Linked DNA regions of Homo sapiens: region 1 is linked to region 2. The links are chromatin contacts, found by Hi-C or POLR2A ChIA-PET in ENCODE. All regions are on one chromosome and are shown on one strand. Each heading gives the region's core, a stretch centred on a gene start or an enhancer-like site at or near the end of the contact. The rest is flanking DNA. Distances are from core to core; before and after follow the strand shown. Region 1 overlaps LINC02767 (long intergenic non-protein coding RNA 2767). Region 2 holds the start of CR1L (complement C3b/C4b receptor 1 like).

Region 1 (5,428 bases), core at 299-2,798, 320 kb after region 2:
AAAATTTTAGTTCACAGCAATATTGAGCAGAAAGTAGAGTTGCTTGTCCCTTCACCCTCCTCCCACTTAAAACATTTTTAAAGCATTAATAGAATTCTTGGCTCCTTATTTTCCCCCCAAAAGAAATTCCTACCTAAAAAATAAAAATCGTGCTGCTCTGGTTCAAGTGGACTCATGGAGTCCCTCAACCTCTGTAAATCCTACTGCATGGTTTAACACCTGTTTTGCAGTTACTTCTCTTGAGTGGAATAATGAGAATAACTCAAGTTAGAAAGTACCCTCCGGACCACAGAAGTAGGGAGACTGTCATGTTGGAAATTATTCTCCAGGCTTCAGAAGCAAGAATTGTCATAATATTCTCCCAGGAATTAGAAAAGAGCAGGCTCTTGTTCTGACGTAGAAGCATAGAGTCTTCTAGGCCATAAATCTGCTTATTTTAGTTACAATAGTGAAAGGGCCAGTGGGCAACACGGTAAAAAGTACATGGGCCCAGAAATTGGGGACTTGGATGGGGCAGCTGGGATGTAGGGGACATATTAATTAAGACCTAGTGTGGGCCTTTCGTATTCTGGGTCAGATAAGTGAACAAGCAGGTGAGGTTCTGTGTGGGCTACCCTGGAATACAGTGTTGCATAGGGTTGTGTGAGAGGTGCGGGGAACGCCTAGAAAACTTTGCAGGGAGAATGTTTTCTAAGCCAACACCTAGAAGACAAGCAAGAGTTTGCTGGGCAGAGAGTGAAGCTGGGCGCGGCTGGGATCATGGAGCCGGATGTGCACAGCCGGGACATGGGGAAGAGCTGCAGTGGAGAGTGGGGTATGGTGGAGAGCAGTCAGGGCCAGACGATGCTGGCGGGCCTGGAGGCCTTGGGAGCGCTGACTTTCTCCAAGAGCTGGGGGTGCCAGGACAGGGTCCCAAGCAGCGGCCCTACGTGGCCTGGTTTGCTCTTCACTGGCAAGCTCCATGGCCCTGGGCAATGTGCTGCTTCTGTTTTTCTTCTCATCGGTGCCTGGCTGAGCTCTGGAATCGTTTCCTGCTCTGAGCCTGAAACTTCAAGCAGTAAGAAGACGGTCCACAGCCCGGTTACTGGGGCTCTGCAAATGCGACGTTCCCAGTGGCCCTCTCCCAGGCTCCGGGCCTCCGGGTAGAGGAACTTCTGTCTGTAAAGGATGAAGGCGACCTTGCTCAGGCTGCAGCGGGATGGAGAAACGTGACCCAGCGGAGGGGCTTTCGGCTGCGAGGTGCGAGAGGCGACCCGAGGGGTGAAAGCAAGGCGAGTGCGGTCAGCGCACCGGGCTGGGCGGCCTCCCAGCCGGCCGGGGAATTCGTTCCCAGCTCCAGCCGCATCTCACCGCCTCTATCGCGCCTTTGGGGCCTCAGAGGGAGGCTGCATGGCCCGGAGGCCTGAAATCCGCCATTTGTTCCCTCCCGGGGCGGCAGAGCCACAGCTCACTGAAGGCTGCAGCCTCGGCAGCCGGAAGCGCTGGCCGGGCGCTTGGCCAGCGACCGCCTCGGGTCGGCCTCGGGTCTGCGCAGGCGCAGGCTCGGGAAGCCGGGCGCGGTGGTGTTTCTGCGGCCCGCGGCTGCCCTCTCGTGGCCGCAAGGCGCCATGGCACGGCCGCTTCCACGCAGCGGAGGTGCGCTGGCCGGAAGGCGGCGGGTCCGGCCAGCCAGGGAGACCAGCCAAGCGCTGTGTTTTTCCAGGTCCGCGCGGGCCAGGGGAACCCTGCGTGTTTGCTTGGTGGGAGTGGTTTACTGGGAAAGTAGACGGAAGGTACCCTGCAAATCGGCGTGCACTGTATTGTTTGGGAGTCAACAGCCTGGAAAGTAAATATCAGGTGAGGGCAGTGCTGGGAACCACCGCCTGCCCCCTCCCCTGGCCTTGGCCCTGACTTTGAGCGGGGCACCGCGGGCCAAACAGCTCGGCGGCCCAGGGGAGAGGGAGGAGGAGGAGGAGGCAGGCAGCGGGGGAGGTGTCAAGACTCAGAAATAGGAGCCAGCTAGGCCCAACATACGCCTGCCACCCCAGGGGCTGCAAACAGGGAATACCATCCCTTCTGCCCACCCCACGAAGACATCGTACACCCCGACGAGTCACCATTCCAGAAAGGCTGGCTTTCTGCAAGCGTGCGGGGGCGGTGAGAGTGGAGGGTGGCGGGGTTGCTCGGGGCCCACCCAAGCATAACTGTCTGAAGGGCACACCTCACAACGGAAGGTTTAGGCGAGAGGGGTGAACCCACACTCTGGCACGAGAATCATATGTTCTGTTCCACCCAGGGAGCCGCACTACATAGAGTTCTCTTTAAATTCATCTTCACTGGCTGGGTGTGGCTGAGTCTTCTCCTATCTCCTGATTCTCAGTTAACTTTTTGCGTCCCACCCTGTTCTTGTCTCAAGCAGTCGCTTTGGAATGTGTTTCCTCTCGTCCGGGGTTTGAAGATTAGTCATGAAAAACATCACTCTGCCCTTGCTGAAGTGCATGTTGGCTACTCGATCATTCCACCTGTGTGCCCCAAGACGGTCTGCTAAGGAGGGCTCCCCTCTTTTCCATGCCCTCTCAGCTCCAGACTCCATCCCATCCATCAACATTATCCTGTGCCCCCGAGGGAGGAGGGCGGGGGAGGGTTTCTGTGCCTGGATTATTGGTGAGAGGAGAGCAAGTGCAGAAATGAAGCTATGACTCTTGCAGAAGTCATGCATTCCGTTCAAGGATATTCCTTTCCGTAGCCTCCACACATTCCCTCTGGCTGCAGGCCCCTGGGATTTTTCTGTGTGACCCCGTCACATTGCATCTGTATAGATTGTCAAAGCACCTCATGACTGTGGAGGAAGAAGTCGGGGACAGAACATGGATCTGGAAGGCTCACAGCATGGATTTGGTAGGGTGACACAATGTCCCATGTTCTTCAAGAAATGTCTAGACTAGGTGATTGATTCTATCGTAGATCTGGCACAATGCTCCTGCCACACAGGGGGCAAATTGAGATCCAGAGAGAAGTGACTGGCCCAGGTCACTCAGCCAGCTGGTAACTTAGCTGGAATTCGTTCCCAGGTCTCCTGACATCCAGTTCATTCATTTTTTGCACGTTTCCTGAGGACTTACTGTATGCTAGGCACTGTTGTAGGTGCTAGGCATATACAAAGTGCCCGTATAGAGCTTGTGTCTTGTAGTGTGTGTGTGGGGAGATTGTGGATAAACAAATAAACAGATTTATCCAGAATGCCACATGGTTAAAAGTTTTTATGATACTCAGTGCCTCTTTTCCTCTTGTTTTTGAAGGGAATGGGTTTGAGGCTTGAGAAGAGATGTTCACTCATACACTGGGTCATTAAATAAACATTAGAGGATGCCCCACTATGTGCCAGATGCTGTGCAGGGCACACAGATATAAAGGCAGGGGTCTGTCTTCAAAAGCTGCCACCAGCTGGGCAGATAAGGTATTCCTCTTAGCATCTTTACATGGATTTCTGTAATTGTTATGCTAATTGTTTTTCTCCCCAGATCTCTCCCAAAAAGGATGCTTGTAGAAAACGATGATTCTGAAATGGTACAAATCCCTTTCCCAAAAGGCATCTCAAAGCCAGCCGCTGCTACTGACTTATTGATGGCTATCACCCAGTGGCCTTGGGGAGGCGGTGGGAAGCCCAACCACTGCCTGTAATAAGGAGAGACAACTCAGCATCCACCCTGCAGTGAATAATAGAACAAAAAGCTGCCGGCGCCTGCAGGATCAAAGCACATGAGCGATCACAGTGTCTCTGGGTTAAATAGATCCGCGAAGGCCAGGCAGCCAGCAGATGTCATGGAACTTTTTGGGGGAGAAGTCTGGGTTATGGAGGAAGCCTCAGCTGGATTTCAGTACCTTACAAGATGCTCTTCTGTGGCTCTCTCCTGCTAACCTTCCTTGGACATGGAATAATCTTCCCTTTATCCTCCCTCTTCACCACTGCTGTTCCCAAAGTCTAAAAAGATGGGGGCAGGAGGTGAGACAGGAGGGGATGGGAAAAGAATACTGGACCAGGAGGCAGGAGACACTGGATCTGTGAGTGAAGGCAATGCTGAATGACTTCCATGGCCTCAGTCTCCCCATCTGTAAAATGGGAAGGTTGATATATGGCCTCAACCTTTCTGCCCACTTTGATAAACCATATTTCACCAAAAAGAGGCAGAGGGGATCTGTTGCTTTTCAGATTCCTGTCCAGTTACTTCTAGGTCAGACAGAATGATTGCCCCAATGATTCTGGGTCCGCAGACTCAGTCTGTGAAACCCCATTTCTTGGAGGAGTTGGGATCAGGACAGGCAAGAAGACTATACTATTCCTGCCTCCTATTTGCTCCCTCTTGCCAGTGGGGAAATCAGTGGCAACCTTAGAGTAATCTTGGAGGGGTGGGGGGATGAGTTATTATTGGGATTTTTATCTGCAAAGAATATTTTCAGATGTTGTTTGTGCATTTAAATGTACATGCAGTTCTAGAGGAGAAGACTCTAGTGGTTGCGGTGCTGTGAGGCATTTTGCATATATTTATCTCACTCAAGAAGAACTGTGGGGTCCTTGTGAAAGTAAGTGTGTATGTGTGTGTGTGTGTGTGTGCGCATGTCCTGAGTCAGCCTGAGTCCTGAGCCTTTTGTCTTTGCTCCTGAGTAAGCCACTGGGGGAGGTAAATATATAATTGGAGGAAGAAATGTGTCAGAAAATAACTTCTTTACTTGTGGAAAGTCATTGAAAACCCTTGGTTTTGCGTATGAGCACAGCACCCTGTAGGCAGGTGAGGAGTCTTAGAACACGGCGGGGAGCGAACCAGACACGTACTAAAGAAACCTCCATGTTTGATATAAACCCAATGCACAGGTCCACACAGACAGGGCATGGAGGTGTGCTCCACAGGGCCACCACACGGACCTCTGTGATGGCAAGCCCGGATGCATGTACAACTAAACATCCTCACAGATACACTTTAATGTAGGTGGAGACCTGGTGTTATGGGTTAGACTATGTCCCCCCACAAAATATATGCTCAAGTCTCATCTGCCATCTACATTATTTGGAAATAGGGTCTTTGCAGATGTAAACTGGTTAAGATAATAAAAAAAAAAATAAATAAATAAAGGTAATGGCAACAATGAAAAAAAAAAGTAAGTCATCCTGGGATAGGGTGGGAGAGCCCTAATTCAATGTGACTGGTGTCCTCGAAAGAAGAGGGGAATTTGGACACAGAGACACAGCTGAACTTACTGAGCAGAGCCTCCCAGATGCTGCAAACTCAAGGAGGCCTCTGTGCTCATATCTTTATTCTCTCTCTCTCTCTCTCTCTCTCTGTCTCTGGTACAGCGTTTATGCTTTTTGGCAGTTCTTTCCTCTTCATTCCCCCATCTCTCCAATTACACATTCATATACACATAAACACTCCGATACCCTCAAACTACCAGA
Region 2 (5,225 bases), core at 2,404-4,903:
GTTATAATGATAAATACTGTATATACTAACTATGAGTAAAATACTATATTGCCTAACTTGTATTATTAAGCAATTCTGCTAACCTGTGACCTTACATTTTCATCTGAAAAGCAGGGGCTGGACACCAATTGCCCTATGAAGCTATTGCTAGTCCTAACATTCTTTGTTTTGTTTGCTTTTTTGGCACACTTAAGTGTGTACTATGAAGTTTATGATGCTTTAATGAAATTTTCTGTCTCTACCATTGTAATGAGAAAGGAATAAAATACTTTATTTTGCAAATCTACTTATGGAATATAGTTCTGTACCTGATTGTTTTCATAATCCCTGTGTTGATGTGTAATGCCACAGACATGCTCTTGATAGTAACAGGAAAGAAAATCAGACACAGCTAAACATAAAGGTCAGTTGGCTGGCAGGTGCTTAGCAGGTGTAAATAGAGGCCCATTCATGCTGCTCCACTTGCTCCTGAAAAGCATAATGTAAATACAGTATACTAATTAGGAGGCAAAGAACCATCTAACATGGTTCTTTTTTTTTTTTTTTTTTTTTTTTGAGATAAAGTCTTGCTCTGTCACCAGGCTGGAGTGCAGTGGCGCAATCTTGACTCACTGCAACCTCCGCCTCCCAGGTTCAAGCAATTCCCCTGCCTCAGCCTCCTGAGTAGCTGGGACTACAGGTGTGCGCCACCACGCCCAGCTAATTTTTTGTATTTTAGTACAGACGGGGTTTCACCATGTTGGCCAGGATGGTCTAGATCTCCTGACCTCGTGATCTGCCCACCTCGGCCTCCCAAAGTGCTGGGATTACAGGCATGAGCCACCGCGCCCAGCCCTAACATCAAATTTTAAAAGAGTTGGCCACAGTTTAATGACATCCCTGCACACCAGCCTCCACCCATACTGCCCTTCATAAGCCCCTTAAAGGAGATCCCATAGTTCTAAACCGGGTCCACAAACACAGATATCCTCATTCTCTCCTTTTCTTCTCTTTGGCAGTTTGACAAAATCTTTAGGGGGAATTGGAGGAAACATTAATTTCCTAAATCAACTTCATTCAAAGCTTTGGCTTCAAGTTCTACCCGTTAAGGCCTCAGGAAGTTCATTGTCGACATTGAACTCAGTCACTAAAATGACCTCAAGGCTAAGGGATAGACCACAGCTCCACTTCACAAGTAAGCTTGCAACACCTGATTTAGGAAAGTTTGCTGTGCAGACAGTTGTAGCTCATCCATTTTACAGACCGATCTCGATTTGTTTCCTAGGGTCTAAAATTATTTAAATCAAAATCTCTCAGAAATTTCTGGACATTTAATAAATTCATGCTGGAGGAGAACTGGCAGAGATATGTTAAATGCACTTGACCACAAGAACCATTTATTTCATCCAATATTTACCAGCTATTCATTGTACACTTACTACAGATTTTGGCACTGGAGATATTATAAGAAAGCTCTAACCCTGACTTATGGAACTTATCCCAAAAAATAGGAAACAAGGCTCAGAACCATTCAAATGAAGCTTCAGTTAACTCAAATAAAAATTAGTTTTATAAATTTAATGTGAAAGTCTTCGAGTATATTAAGAATGGCTTGATTAACCCCAGGGATGGAAATTTTACTGATTGAAAGAAAGTTTCAATAAAATACCGATCTTTGAATCTAATCTGACACCTGAAACTAGGAAATCAAACACTAGCCATATTTTTTCTTCTATTCTTTATAATAATTTTTCTCATGAGAAAAAGGTATCTTTCTTCCAAGCCTGAAAATAAATGGAGAATTTTTAATATCTATTGATGTGGAGAAAAATAAATAGACTATCTGCTTTCACAAATAAGTGCTGGCATTGAGCCACAGAACATGTCTGTCATATTGCTCTTTCACACCATACATTAACAGGAATAATAATTTCTCCTCATTGAGTTTCCTATTTACTATCCCCTTAATTATACCTCCTTTAATTACTGTCATAGAGTGTCTGAATTTTATAATCCAAGATACTAAGATGTTTATTTGATATACCACCAGACTCAATGTCTTGTATTCTATGCCAAAAATTTGAAAATGTTTGGGAAGAGGAAATTCCGTGGTTTGGTGAACCCAGAAAGTCTTCAGTACATCTCAGTTATAGAACTGTATTAAATACATTTAAACTCTATAATTCCATAAGACCCATTTTAGGTTTATACACTAAGCATCTAATTCCTCACTATCCTCTCATACAAACCCTGTGTAATACAAGTTCTACTCCCATAATTCTATGAACAAAACAACAATTGATACATAGATTTGATTTTTAAAATACATTTTCTTTACCTTATTCTAAATGTAACATAGGGTCAACATAGAAAAAGAAAACTGAAAAGCACAAGGAAAGTGAAATATCTATAATCTTAACCATTGTTAATTTTGTTGTGTTCCAAATTAGTGTATGTATATATATATATATATATATAGCATTTTTGTTTTAATAAAAGGACTGCCAAAATGCACATGCCAATTTGGACTCTGCTTTTTCCACTTACAATGATATCATAGTTTCTCACATTTGGTATTCTTTTGCAATACTTGCTGCATAGAATTCCATCACACAAAGGTAACTGCCTCCTTATTACTTTTGCTAGACACTTAGGGTTTACATTTTTTACAAAAATTATAAATCTTTGATCACAGCTCTGATGATTTCTCTGGGAACTGAGAGCCTAACACAAGTCATTTCCACTTTAAGACTTTTAACATTCTGAAAAGTTATGTTACAAACAGAGTGCTGGTCCCCCTGCAACATGTTCACTCACATTGGCTGACGTTTTAATTCTTTGCCAATCTGAGGGGAAGAGATGTCAACTTTTTTTGTTTGCTCTTTTAATGCCAGTCATGTTCCCTTTTTTTTTCCCCCTTTTACCAGTCATACTGGCTTACTCAGAACCCTACAAATCAATCCTGCTCATTCTTAATTTTCCAACATTGTTCCTGAGATTGTTTCACCAGAAAAGTTCTCCCCCTTATCCACTTCGCCTAACAATTTCTACCCATCCCAATCCTCCTGCATTTATTGCTTCCAGGAATTTGGCACTTAGGACACCCTTGTCCTTACATTGTTCATGCATGTATATTTCGTCTTCAATAAAACATTTAGTTGCTCAAGGGCAAGGGTCCCATAGAGTCTCAATATGCTAACGGCCTGGTGTTGCTTAATAATTTAGATTCTGACGGGTCCTCTCCAGGGAGGGGAGCAAAGGGCAAATTATCTTAGGGGCTGGGAGTGCAGAAGCCAAACCTTTGAGACTGTGAAAAGAAGACGGCGCCGAGACGATTCAGTAGCAGGCATTCAAGCAAGAAAAACTCAAATATTGTTCCCAATAATGCCTGACTAATGCCAAATACCAAGTAAGGGCCCAGGCAGTCCTGACAGCCTGCAGTGCCCCAGGATAAAACTAACCCTGAGGGGTGCTAGCCCACGATAACCCCCTGCCAGGGCTCTGGACACGCCCTGTCTCCTCGAAGGCCAACGGGCTGCCCCTGCGCGCCGAGGCCCCGCCCCGCGGCCCGCCGATTGGCCCCAGCCGCCCCGGCGCTAAGACTCAATTTCACACTACGCGCCCAGGCCACGCCCACCTGTCATGCGGCCCTGGAAACTGTGAGTTTGGGGATTGTTGTGTCCACTAACCGGACTCAGAAGGGACTTCCCTGCTCGGCTGGCTTTCGGTTTCTCTGCTCACCTCCGGATAAATCACGGGGTCTCCCGCGCCGCTCATGGCGCCTCCCGTCCGTCTCGAGCGTCCCTTTCCTTCCCGGCGCTTTCCTGGGTTGCTTCTGGCGGCCCTGGTGTTGCTGCTGTCCTCCTTCTCCGGTAGGACCCCGGGGTGGATTCGCGCGTCCGCGGCGAGGCTAGAGCTCTGCTCAGTCAGTCGGGCAGGAGGCGCGGGGCGAAGCTCACTGCACGTCGTGCCTGCTTGGGATAGAGAGCGAGGCCAGGGTTCTCCGAGGGGTGCCGTGCTCAGATCCCGGGGGTATGTGGCGGGGGATGCGGGAACCACGCAGAAGCTTGTTTGGTGGCATCGTGTGCGCGGCCGACATTTACGCAGGATCTGGCTGCGTTCCCAAAAGAAGCGTGAATCGTGTTTTCGGGATTGAGCCCAGTCAGCAAGGGGAGGGCTTACTGGGCGCCCCAGGTGAGGGCTTGCTCTGGAGTGCACAGGTGCGTGGGATTGTTGCTAGAGCCCGTGCTGTGCCCGTGGTGAGAGTTTGCCCTGTGTTCCCTTGGTGCCTTGGTGAGTAGGGTGTTCATTAGGGCTTGGACAGTACCCGCGGTAAGGGTTGCAGTGCGTCTGCTGTGCCCCATGGGCTGGGCTGGCCTGGGCTGGGCTGGGCGAGCAGGGGCCTGGCCAGGTGTTGCTGGGAGCGTGCTGTGCGCAAGTGGCCTGTGTGCGGAGTTCACTGTGGGCAAGACAGCTCACTGTTTGCTTTGAGTGGAGCGAGCGCGGACTCTGCGGCTAGGGAGGGCATGTTGAGTGAGAGCAGGCTCTCAGTGCCTGGGGTTAGAGAGGTGGTAAGGGCGCACCATGCTTTTAGTGCCTTCTGTGAACAGTGTCCGTGTTGCCTGAGATCGTATTGGTCTTGAATTTTAAGTGGCTGCTTTTTTGGGGGGTGGGTGGGCCATCGAGTCATCTTCCTGTTCCCAACCAATATAGACAGTATCTGATTCCATTGCCTAGTGGCTTTTTGACATTGTTTTCCTTCTTTTCATTAGTTTGAGTCATATTTGAGAGATGTGAAGCAACCTAAAAAACACTGGTAGCCAAACCTAGTGAGAAATTAGTATCCTAACAAAGGAAGGCAGATAATGTTAATCTTGTTTTCCCCTACAGCTCATAAACTGAAGCTTAAGGCCTATCCCACTGTTTTGTATTTCATTGAATGGAATCAATATTTTTAAAAATGCATGCTAGGCCAGGCCCAGTTGCTCACACCTGTGATCCCAGCACTTTGGGAGGCCCAAGTTGGGTGATTGCTTAAGCCCAGGAGTTCAAGATCAGCCTGGACAACATGTCAAAACCCCATGTCTACAAAAAATAAAAAAATTAGATGGGCATGGTGGTGTATGCCCGTGGTCCCAACTACTCCAGAGGCTGAGGTGGGAGGATCGCTTGAGCCCAGGAGGAGAAGACTGCAGTGAGCTGTGATCATGCCACTGCACTCCAGCCTGGATGACAGTGTGAGACCC

Evidence for each region. A loop is a pair of places that touch in the nucleus more often than their neighbours do. ChIA-PET counts read pairs that join two places held with the same protein, here RNA polymerase II (POLR2A). Pooled maps may share reads with other maps.
Region 1: a pooled map shows a loop between it and region 2 (5-fold over the local background). The contact joins the enhancer-like site here to the promoter of CR1L in region 2. A Hi-C loop is called at or near these places in 3 of 168 maps with a recorded cell type or tissue (B cell, CD4-positive, alpha-beta T cell and naive thymus-derived CD4-positive, alpha-beta T cell) and 5 of 50 pooled maps. POLR2A ChIA-PET finds 5 or more read pairs at or near these places in 1 of 52 experiments (Caco-2).

The regions. Positions count from the first base shown.
Region 1 is chr1:207,962,128-207,967,555 of GRCh38, forward strand. LINC02767 (long intergenic non-protein coding RNA 2767) reads left to right here. Exons shown (of 3, transcript NR_167983.1): 3 at 5,330-5,428. Among named protein-coding and RNA genes, the nearest start is that of LINC02767, 5.9 kb to the left of the region's middle. RefSeq lists enhancers at 1,138-1,237, 1,298-1,357, 2,044-2,573. Within about 2 kb of position 1,549, at least 31 of the 41 ENCODE cell types and tissues checked have a DNase peak (open chromatin) inside an H3K27ac peak, as active enhancers do; they include B cell, where a contact is called at or near this core.
Region 2 is chr1:207,641,480-207,646,704 of GRCh38, forward strand. It overlaps CR1L (complement C3b/C4b receptor 1 like), which reads left to right and starts at 3,654. Exons shown (of 12, transcript NM_175710.2): 1 at 3,654-3,851. The coding sequence starts at 3,755. CR1 (complement C3b/C4b receptor 1 (Knops blood group)) reads left to right here. Exons shown (of 47, transcript NM_000651.6): 47 at 1-286. It also overlaps the pseudogene CD46P1. RefSeq lists a silencer at 3,454-3,623 and an enhancer at 3,684-3,763.